Linked DNA regions of Homo sapiens: region 1 is linked to region 2. The links are chromatin contacts, found by Hi-C or POLR2A ChIA-PET in ENCODE. All regions are on one chromosome and are shown on one strand. The core of a region is the stretch at or near the end of the contact, and the rest is flanking DNA. Distances in the headings are between cores, read along the strand shown. Region 1 has its middle 24 kb from the start of CP. Region 2 overlaps HLTF (helicase like transcription factor).

Region 1 (4,340 bases), core at 946-3,445, 200 kb after region 2:
CAAGCAAAATACTTAGAAAATTATGGTAGTAAGTTCCTCCTGAAATGACAGCTGATGTTCCTATTTTTACATTGTCTACATAGCTCTAGAAAGCATGAGAATTTGCTGTGCTTGCTAAATCAGTAGTCTGTGGCATATGGGCAAGGTCCAGCACACTGCCTCTGTTACTGCAGCCCATGAGCTAAGAATGGTTTTAAAATTTCTAAATAGTTGAAAAAAAATTTAATAATATTATTTCTTGACATGTTTTATGAGATACAAATTTCAGCATCCATAAATGAAGTTTTTGGCTCTCAGCCACTTTCATTTGTTTTCCTATTGTCTGTGACCACTTTCATTCTACAGTGGCAGAGTAGAGTATGGCTTATGATAGAGACCATGTGGCCTGCAAGCCTAACTTCTTTACTATCTGGCCCTTTGCAGAAAAAATTTGCTGACCCCTGGTCTACATGATCCATACCAGTTATATGTAGTTGAATTCTATAAACAGTGTGGAGCGAGGCCCTTTCATCTGTTTCATTTGTGCAGAGCAACCTGTGGGTTACCATTGGTGAGTCAGTGAGTGAATGTTACCGTGCATTTGGTTGCTGAGTTGAAAATTATCATTTTCCTTGTCCACTTTGTTTGGTTTTGAAGCATAGGTGTTGATACTGTCTTCGAAGTACCAGGATTCATTCTCATCAAATATCATGAAGTGGAGAACACGGTGAACTATGTTGGGGTTGATGTCTTTGCGGCATACAGAGAGAGGGCCTACCAGTCCACTGTGAAGGTCCTGAGGAGGCAAAGCAAGATCGTTCACTGTGGCCACAACTAACATTTTCCCCCACAAAATAAAAGAGGTAGAATCCGGTTTTAGTTTTTAATGAGGTCAAATCCTGAGTTTTTAATTATCAGGATTCTGAGAGTGAAGAACAAAATATTTGACATGCTCAATGTTTGATTGAAGAAAAATTGTAACCTCATTCATTAGAGTTGAAGTCTAAAGAGAACACCAAACCTCTGAAAGGGATTTTAGATACATTTTTCAGTGGATTTAGCTCTATTTTTGACATTTTAATAAAAAAAGAATTTTGGTTTTAATTAGAATTCCTGGCATTGAAGTTGGTTGGCAGGAAGTCTAAAGGAGTTAGTCCCTTCACCTTTGTGCTTTTGCCCCTGCAGCAGCTTTTAGTTGAGAGTCTTGGTTTGTTTGTCTTCATTTTGTTTTTGAATTAAATCTCTGTGTAGATTCTTGTTCCAGGCAGAGTGGGCCAAGATAAGAGTTCAAATAGAATACTTGCACTGTTTTTTTTTTTTTTTAGTGCAAATAAACTTGAACCCTATAGTTGAGGGTTTTAAATATAAACACACACACACATACACCCCCCTACACACACAATATGTATATATATATTTCTTATTAATCATAGAATTATACCATTCTTTATTTATGATTACTATTGTTACTATTATTATTATTTAGAGACCAAGTTTTGCTGTGTCACCTAGGCAATGGAGTGACCATAGCTCAGCATAATCTTGAACTCCTGGACTCAAGCAATCCTCCTACCTCAGCCTCCCGTAGCTAGGACTACAGGCATGTGCCACTGCGCCTGGCTAATTTTAAAATTTTTTGTATAGACATCAGCCACCACATCCAACTGAATTTTAAAATTCTTTAGTGTATGTTGTTTTCTGTAATTCGAATACTATTCAGTGGAACAAAGTATAGTCTATTATTGTATAATTAGATATATTTTTCAATTCACAGTGAGATTATGCAAAGAATTATAAGCCTAAGTAATCATGAGGTAATAGTTTATTTTGCTCTTGAAAAATGCAGACCAATGTAGGAATAAAAGCTGAACAGTAATTAAGTTACTTAATAGAAAGTTTACATGGAACTAAGGTTCTTAAGAGCAATGATAAATACCTTCTTCCTTCCGTTATAATTTCTGGGAGGAGATAGGATAAGAACTGTTATTTGATTTAAAATTTACCTTAGCCACAGATACAGTTGAATAGTAAAACCAAGGTATGCATTCAAAGTCCAGTGAGGTAGGACCAGTTCTATCAGGTATCTGCCAAGTATATATTTGAATCTCTCCTGAAATAGACAAATGAAGTGTATTTAAATAGAGCTTTTAAAATCAGACTTCTTTACGGAGAACCAGACAATGAGCAAACACTAAAGCTATAAAAATAGTAGGCAGCATAGTCCTAGCTTTCACTTCTGGTTTCACTTCTTGCTTTGTGATCTTAGTCAATGTGGCAATTACTCAATGTGACAAAGCCTTGAATCCCTGCTCTGAACATTCCAATGTGTGGATCACATGTACCTCCTCCCTGCCCTCAAGGCTGTGCATATTAGTCCTATTGGATCTTAATTCTATATTCTATATTGCAGTGAAGTTCTTTTGCTCCCTCCCCACCGTAATTCTGTATCTCCCACTTCCACAGATCCATGGGAGTTATAGTCCTATGACATTAACCAACCCCACCTCCAGCTCCCAAATCTGTAACAATCTACTTAGCACTAACCCTTGCCTTCCAGTACATCACACAATGCCTGGCATACAGCAGGTAGAGTACTCAGAAGTGTTTGTGGAATGCATGTAGTAGATCCTTTCTTAACTAATCAGAGCAGTGGACTGACTTGCAAACTCCCTTGATATGAGACTTAACAGACCACAGGACTGCTTTTAAAAACAAAAAGAAACATTTCGCCCACCATCAAAGTCTATTGTCAGTCCCTCTGCTTTACAAATCTTTTCTTTCTGAATTTGGCTTTCATTGATACTCTTAATTTCCAAAACTACTTGTTTTGGTGAGCAACTATAGTGGACATTCTGATGCCACCCCTAGATTCCCAATCAAGAATGAAGAACATTTCACTCCAGCAGGCGTCAGCCTCCTTTAGAGAGAGCCTTGGCTGAAGAAAGCTACCTTGCTCAAGATTGCATCTAATGACTGCTTCAGGGACATAACAGCCCAGCTCTCTCACTCCAGCTTAGGAAAGCTGAAGGTCACCCTATCTTCAGAACTGTGTTGGCTGTGACTTCTGTTGAGGCTGCATCTCTGCTTAACCTCACTCCCTGTCCAATCCTACTCATTTCTCATTCTTTCCATATTAGTTGATTCCAAGAGCACTATCTACACACAAATCCTCATATCACAGTCTGCTTACTGGGCATTTTTAAGTAAAATATATTAATGTTCTTCTGAGTTAATTATGTTGAATGGCATGCTGTATAGCAGTGATTCCATTCCACGGAAATGTTAATACATGGGGTCCATCATTTCCTCTTATTGGCTCAATCCTCCCCCACTTTCTCACATATTGCATCTTGTACTCAACTCCTACTTTAGCACTTTAGTTGGAGAGATTGTATATAGTATAAGAATACCTGGCAGCTGGACAGGTACAGCGGTGGGAGGGAGGGTGGACCTAGAGGAGAAATTCATACACTGGGGAGGTAGGCCCTGAAGACCAAACCTTCACTTCACAGTTTTGCTCATGGTGCCCCAGCCTGGAAGTAAACTTGACTTGCAGAAGGAACTCCCCCGCCAAATGCTTTCTTCAGGCTCATCTTACTAGTCCACTCGTCTCTCTCATCTGGAACTGCACCCATATATTTAAAAGAACATTAGCCTCGTAGTCCTGCATAAAAGCTTTGGGGATTATTTTTCTCCCAAAGTAGTTACCTGGCTGAGTTGGAACAACAGTGGAATTATTTGTTTTCACTCCATGAGCATGAATAGAATACGGTCTTGCGGCTTTATTTTTAAAGATAATTTGAATTATTTGACCAGGGTTGAGCAATATTAATGGACCTAGGGAATATAAAAAGAAATATGTCTGAGTAATTGTTATTTATTTTAAATTATGAGTCATCTCTCTTCTTATTTACACAGTGACTTATTCTTATCCTTTTACTTAACATGCAGCCAAATGAAATAAAAACATTTAACAAGTAGATCATTGCTGATTTATGAAACATGATTTTTGCCTGAAATTTTTAAATCATTTAGAATTTTATGAGTTTTTTTTTTTTTTTTTTTGCCAGAAAACTTATTTTAATGAACAACGGTTTATGCCTAGGAAAACATACAATTTAAAAATGAAACCCTTTCTTTTCTTTCTTGACCAATCTCAACTTTCAAGCCTTTTATTCCCTTGCTCCTTATTCTACTGGAGGATTGCAAGGAGCTGCAAGGCCTGTTTATTGACCCAAAGTGATTTTCTCTCTTACAGACTAAAAACCTTCATTTTACTCTCTCTCCCTTTCATCCTAAGCCAGAAACTACAGGTATAAAATTCATTTTAAATCTTCTTTCTATTTGGAAGCAGGTTGAAT
Region 2 (4,647 bases), core at 1,929-4,428:
TCAAATTCACCACTAAAAATAAAAAGCCAGTGGTCAACAACAGAACACTAAAATGACAGGAATGAAAGCAGAATTACGATTTTGATATACTGTGTATATTTCCTTATATAAAGGTAAAACAAATACTCAAATATTTGCACATGAGTACTTTACCTTTGAACTGGATGTCCATTCCATATCAGACTTTTTCTCACTGTCACGTGCTAATTCTTCTGGAGGACATTCTAATAAATTATCTTCATGTATATCATTTCTGCATAAAGGGCATTTAGCATGTGGCTATATAAGAAAGAACGAAGTATGAGCAACACTTAACAGAAGAACAAATATAAATATGCCTAAAAATTTTTAAATGTATGCTAAAATCTGTATCTCTCATAGCTAACATTTTATTAAACCTTTTAATGGATTTCATCCATTTAAGAGACATCTGAACATGCTGAACTCCAGACATAATGTGGTAAGTAGAACGGATAAAGGAGGGAGCAAAAGTATGTGATCTGGACTAGCTAGAAGCAAGAGCAAGAAACCAAAAATTATAACATTGTAAGCAAGTTTAAAAAAAAAATCTATGAATAACAATTTATTGAACCTAAATACAATACAGCTACACTATTTAGTACTATTCTTTAAAAAAAAATCCATCTTAATGGCTTATAAAGCTATTAAGCTTATAAAGCTTATAATAGCTTATAAAGCTACTAGGATCTGTTAAATCCTATCAAGTTCATTCCAAAGCAACATCTGTTGTACCCGTTTGAACCTGTTAATAAAATAAGATTATATCTTAAATAACTATATATAAAACACCATTACAATTAAATAATTCTGAAGCTAAAATTATTTAAAAGTCAATACAGTGGGGTTACTTTTGGGGAAGAGGGAGAGGGTAAATGGTTGGGAGGGGCCACAAGGGGACCTAGGCAGCAGATACAGGAATATGTTTACCTCATAATTGACTGAGCTATTTAATTATGAATTTATACATTTTTTCTACATATGTTATATATCAATTTAAAATGTTTAAAAAAATTCTACCCCAGCTGAATGACTGCTTAACAGACTAGTCAACTTCAAAAAAATTCTACCACACAAAAGAATCTAGACCTACCTTATCCAACACAATAGCCAATAATCACATGGGGCAATTACGTCCTTGAAATGTGGCTAAGCCAAATTGAGGTGTGCTGTAAGTATACACCACCACCAAATTCTGAAGATTTAGTTTTTTGTAAAAAGCACATTAATACTTTTTATATTTTAGATATATTGGGTTAAATACAAATGTATTAAAATTAGCTTAATGTTTCTTTTTACTTAAGAGTATGACTACTAGAAAACTGAAAATTATCTTTGTGTCTCACATTATCAATCCATTTATTGAACAGCAATGATATAAACAGCGGAATTAAGATATTGACTGTGAACATCTTTTTATGTTGCAAATGTTGCATTAGAAGAAATATATCACCTATTAAAATACTGGAATAATTAACTATCAAAGGTATATTATTAAATCCAAGTGCAAAACTCCATATACTATCTTTTATTATATTAAAGACAGGTACACTACTCTATCAAACACTGAACCTGTACTGAGCAAAAAACTAACCTGCTCATTCTGAATGACTTGGCAAATACAGGGTTTACAAAATACATGTGCACAATGTGTTATCACAGGAACTGTTAAAGAATCCAGGCAAATTGCACATTCCTCATCTGAACCTGAGCTCAGAATTAACTTCATCTTCCTTATTAACTTCTTTCTCAGTTCTTCAGGTGTATCATTTCCTAGAGAAAAGGCTGAAAAATTAATTTCAGAGCAAGGTTTGTAATATGACAAGTTAATCTATCTTATAAGGAAAAGTTTCGCTTGCCAGTAGGGAAAGTCTCTCATCATTTTCTGCCATAGGCAAAAAGCATAATTTAAATTTGAAATTTAAGAAACATTCAGAAGCCAAAATAGTAGCCAACTCACATAATATACCTCATAGAGAAGCATCATTATAACATGACAATAACATACCACCACACAATAAAAGGCAGATCCAATATGAATCTTTCATCAAAGGGTATCTATCACCGGAATTCCTGGAAAGACCTCATTATAATTCCATTTCATTGGTAAAAAAATTATTGGATGTATTCCTAGCTGAGTCTCACACTAAAAGCAATCTCCATTTGACAGAACAAAATAAACTAAATGTATGCCACATAAAAAAAATTTATCACTCTTATTTAAGTATCTCTGACAAATACAATGATATGAAGCAATCAAATTTACCTACCTGAGGGGCCATTGGAAGACACTGCATTTGTAAGAAGGTAAGTATGGCAACAAATTTGCCGCAGTCTAAGCAAAAGACCCAGGACATCTGCATAATGTGCCAGGACAGTCCCTTCATTAAAATACCTAGAGATTAAAATGTCAAATATTATTAAGTCCGCTAAACAATAATAACTTCCTATTCTAAAACAGCAGAGTAAAATGGCATTTTTCTTTTCTTCTCTAGAAATTACTCCAAAACAAGAATGAAAAGCAGAAAAGCAACTCTAATAAAACCAAGAGAGATCTATAACAATAAGGCACAATATATGAGAAATGGCTGCCAATTGCAGTCTAAGTCAGATAGGAAGATGCTGAGAGGGATGACTGCAGATCTCAAACAGAGCTGCCAAAACACAATTCTTTAAAATGGATGGCATGCCCTGAGGGGAAAATCAATACCTCTCATGTGCAGAAACAGGAACAGGGTGCATGCTTGGTGACTTGAGCTTCCATGGAGAAATTTATATCAAAAAAAGAGGGAAGGTAAACTGAATACAGAAACATACAGGTGCACTGTATTTTCAAAAAAAGACTATGGGCACAGCACTCTACACTCCAAGCACCCCTAAAGTTTCTGATCTCTGTTTATGTGTACTAATAAAACCTAAAGTAACTCAACATGTAACCCTGAGTCTTAAGTAAATTGGGTTATTTCCTGCTGGTCGGGGACATGATTGTGACCTTTCCCTTTTGTATATCTGGACTAGCAAATAGCTAGTCCAAGAAGAACTCAAGATATTCAAATATAAGTAATAATCAGCAGAGAGCAAAGGTAGGGGACACATGGCAGTGAAAGAAAACTCAGCAGAAAAATGTTGCCACAGAGCAAATAAAAATTATGACCAAGGATACTGTCACAATTTAACACCACTCAATAAAACAATTCCTCCAAAAAAAAAAAATCTTAAAGCAAAGACAAAGAGCTTTGAAAAAATATGGCAAGAGAACAGGAAGAGATGAAAGATGAGCTGGTATGGCTCAAGAAAGTGAAAGAAAACAGTGAATCATCAGAGAAATGAAAGTCACACTGAAACCAATATAAGCCAATATAAAAAAAGACTAGTCACTGATAAAAACATAGAAAAGGATGTAGGAAACAGGACTGAGAAAATCAAAATTAAACAAAAAAATGTAAAAGATCAGAAATAAAATGATACCTATGGAACACAGATAAAAGACATCTAACATACACAGAGAGAAATAAAATAATGGAACAGAAAACAATATTTAAAGAAAGCTTTCCAGGAAAGAGAAGGGGGGAAAAGCCTGGAATCTAAAGATTTAAATAATATCACATGTCCCAGGGGAAAGTCAACAAAGAAGTTGCTGAACTTCAGAGGGAAAAAAAAAAAAAAAAAAAAAACCAGGCTTCCCCACAGAAACATTCTATACAAAATACAGTGGTACAATGACAACATAGATTCTTAAGGAAATGGGTGATCCAAAAATTATATAACCAGGCCATCTGATATTTAAGTATTTTAAGGCAACAGAAGAAATATAGCCTAACGGCTAAGAGTACAAATTTTTAGAGCTAGCTGGTCATGAATTCAAAACCTGGCTGTGCCAATTTAATTATGTAACCTTGGACAGGTTGCTTAACCTATGTCTTGAGCTTCCTCAGTTCTAACAGTGGCATTGTAAAAGTACCTACCTCATACAACTACTGTTATTTAATTTAATACATGTAAAGTATTTAAAATAGTGCCTGGACTATATTAAGTGCTATACATGAATCTGTTGCTAGTATTAGTACTGGTAGTATTATGGCAACAAACATTTCTGAATATTCAAGAATGCAAGGAATAGGCAAAATAATACAAAGATTAAACTTACAAGCTCTAAACCAAAGTGCCAGAGTTAATCTGTCCTGTCACTCACTAGCTGTGTGACAACAGTGTAAGTCACCTAAACTGCTCTGTGCCTCAGTTTCCTCACTTATAAGATGTGGATAATTATACTGACCTAATAGGATTGCTGTGAATACATTTAAAGCACTAAGATCAATGTATAACACCTAGTGAGTGCTAAATAAATGTTAGTAAATATATAGCCTATTAAAAAGAATACTTTAAAAATAACTTATTTTCTGAGAACAGTTTCAATAAAGTTAATCTTTTTCAACTTTTTCAAATAGAATAACCTTTACTAACACTAATTATTCCCTGGCATGGTCATATCTTACTGATACTCAGCATTTCAATTTAAGAGATCTCTTTTGAGTGCCTACCATGTGCTAAATATTAGAAGCTTCCTTCCTCCTATTTCACCAGCCATTGCTATCTTCACAGTTAGATCTCTTTCACTTTACTCACTCC

What was found. Hi-C counts contacts between places; a loop is a spot of excess contacts on that map. ChIA-PET counts read pairs that join two places held with the same protein, here RNA polymerase II (POLR2A). Pooled maps may share reads with other maps.
Region 1: a pooled map shows a loop between it and region 2 (5-fold over the local background). The contact joins two enhancer-like sites. A Hi-C loop is called at or near these places in 1 of 37 single-sample maps with no recorded cell type and 7 of 50 pooled maps. POLR2A ChIA-PET finds 5 or more read pairs at or near these places in 1 of 52 experiments (activated CD8-positive, alpha-beta memory T cell).

What each region holds. Positions count from the first base shown.
Region 1 is chr3:149,243,681-149,248,020 of GRCh38, forward strand. It overlaps the pseudogene CPHL1P. Among named protein-coding and RNA genes, the nearest start is that of CP, 24 kb to the left of the region's middle. Within about 2 kb of position 2,196, at least 7 of the 41 ENCODE cell types and tissues checked have a DNase peak (open chromatin) inside an H3K27ac peak, as active enhancers do.
Region 2 is chr3:149,039,878-149,044,524 of GRCh38, forward strand. HLTF (helicase like transcription factor) reads right to left here. Exons shown (of 25, transcript NM_003071.4): 19 at 2,289-2,413; 20 at 1,613-1,791; 21 at 154-279. Among named protein-coding and RNA genes, the nearest start is that of HLTF-AS1, 44 kb to the right of the region's middle. Within about 2 kb of position 3,179, at least 2 of the 41 ENCODE cell types and tissues checked have a DNase peak (open chromatin) inside an H3K27ac peak, as active enhancers do.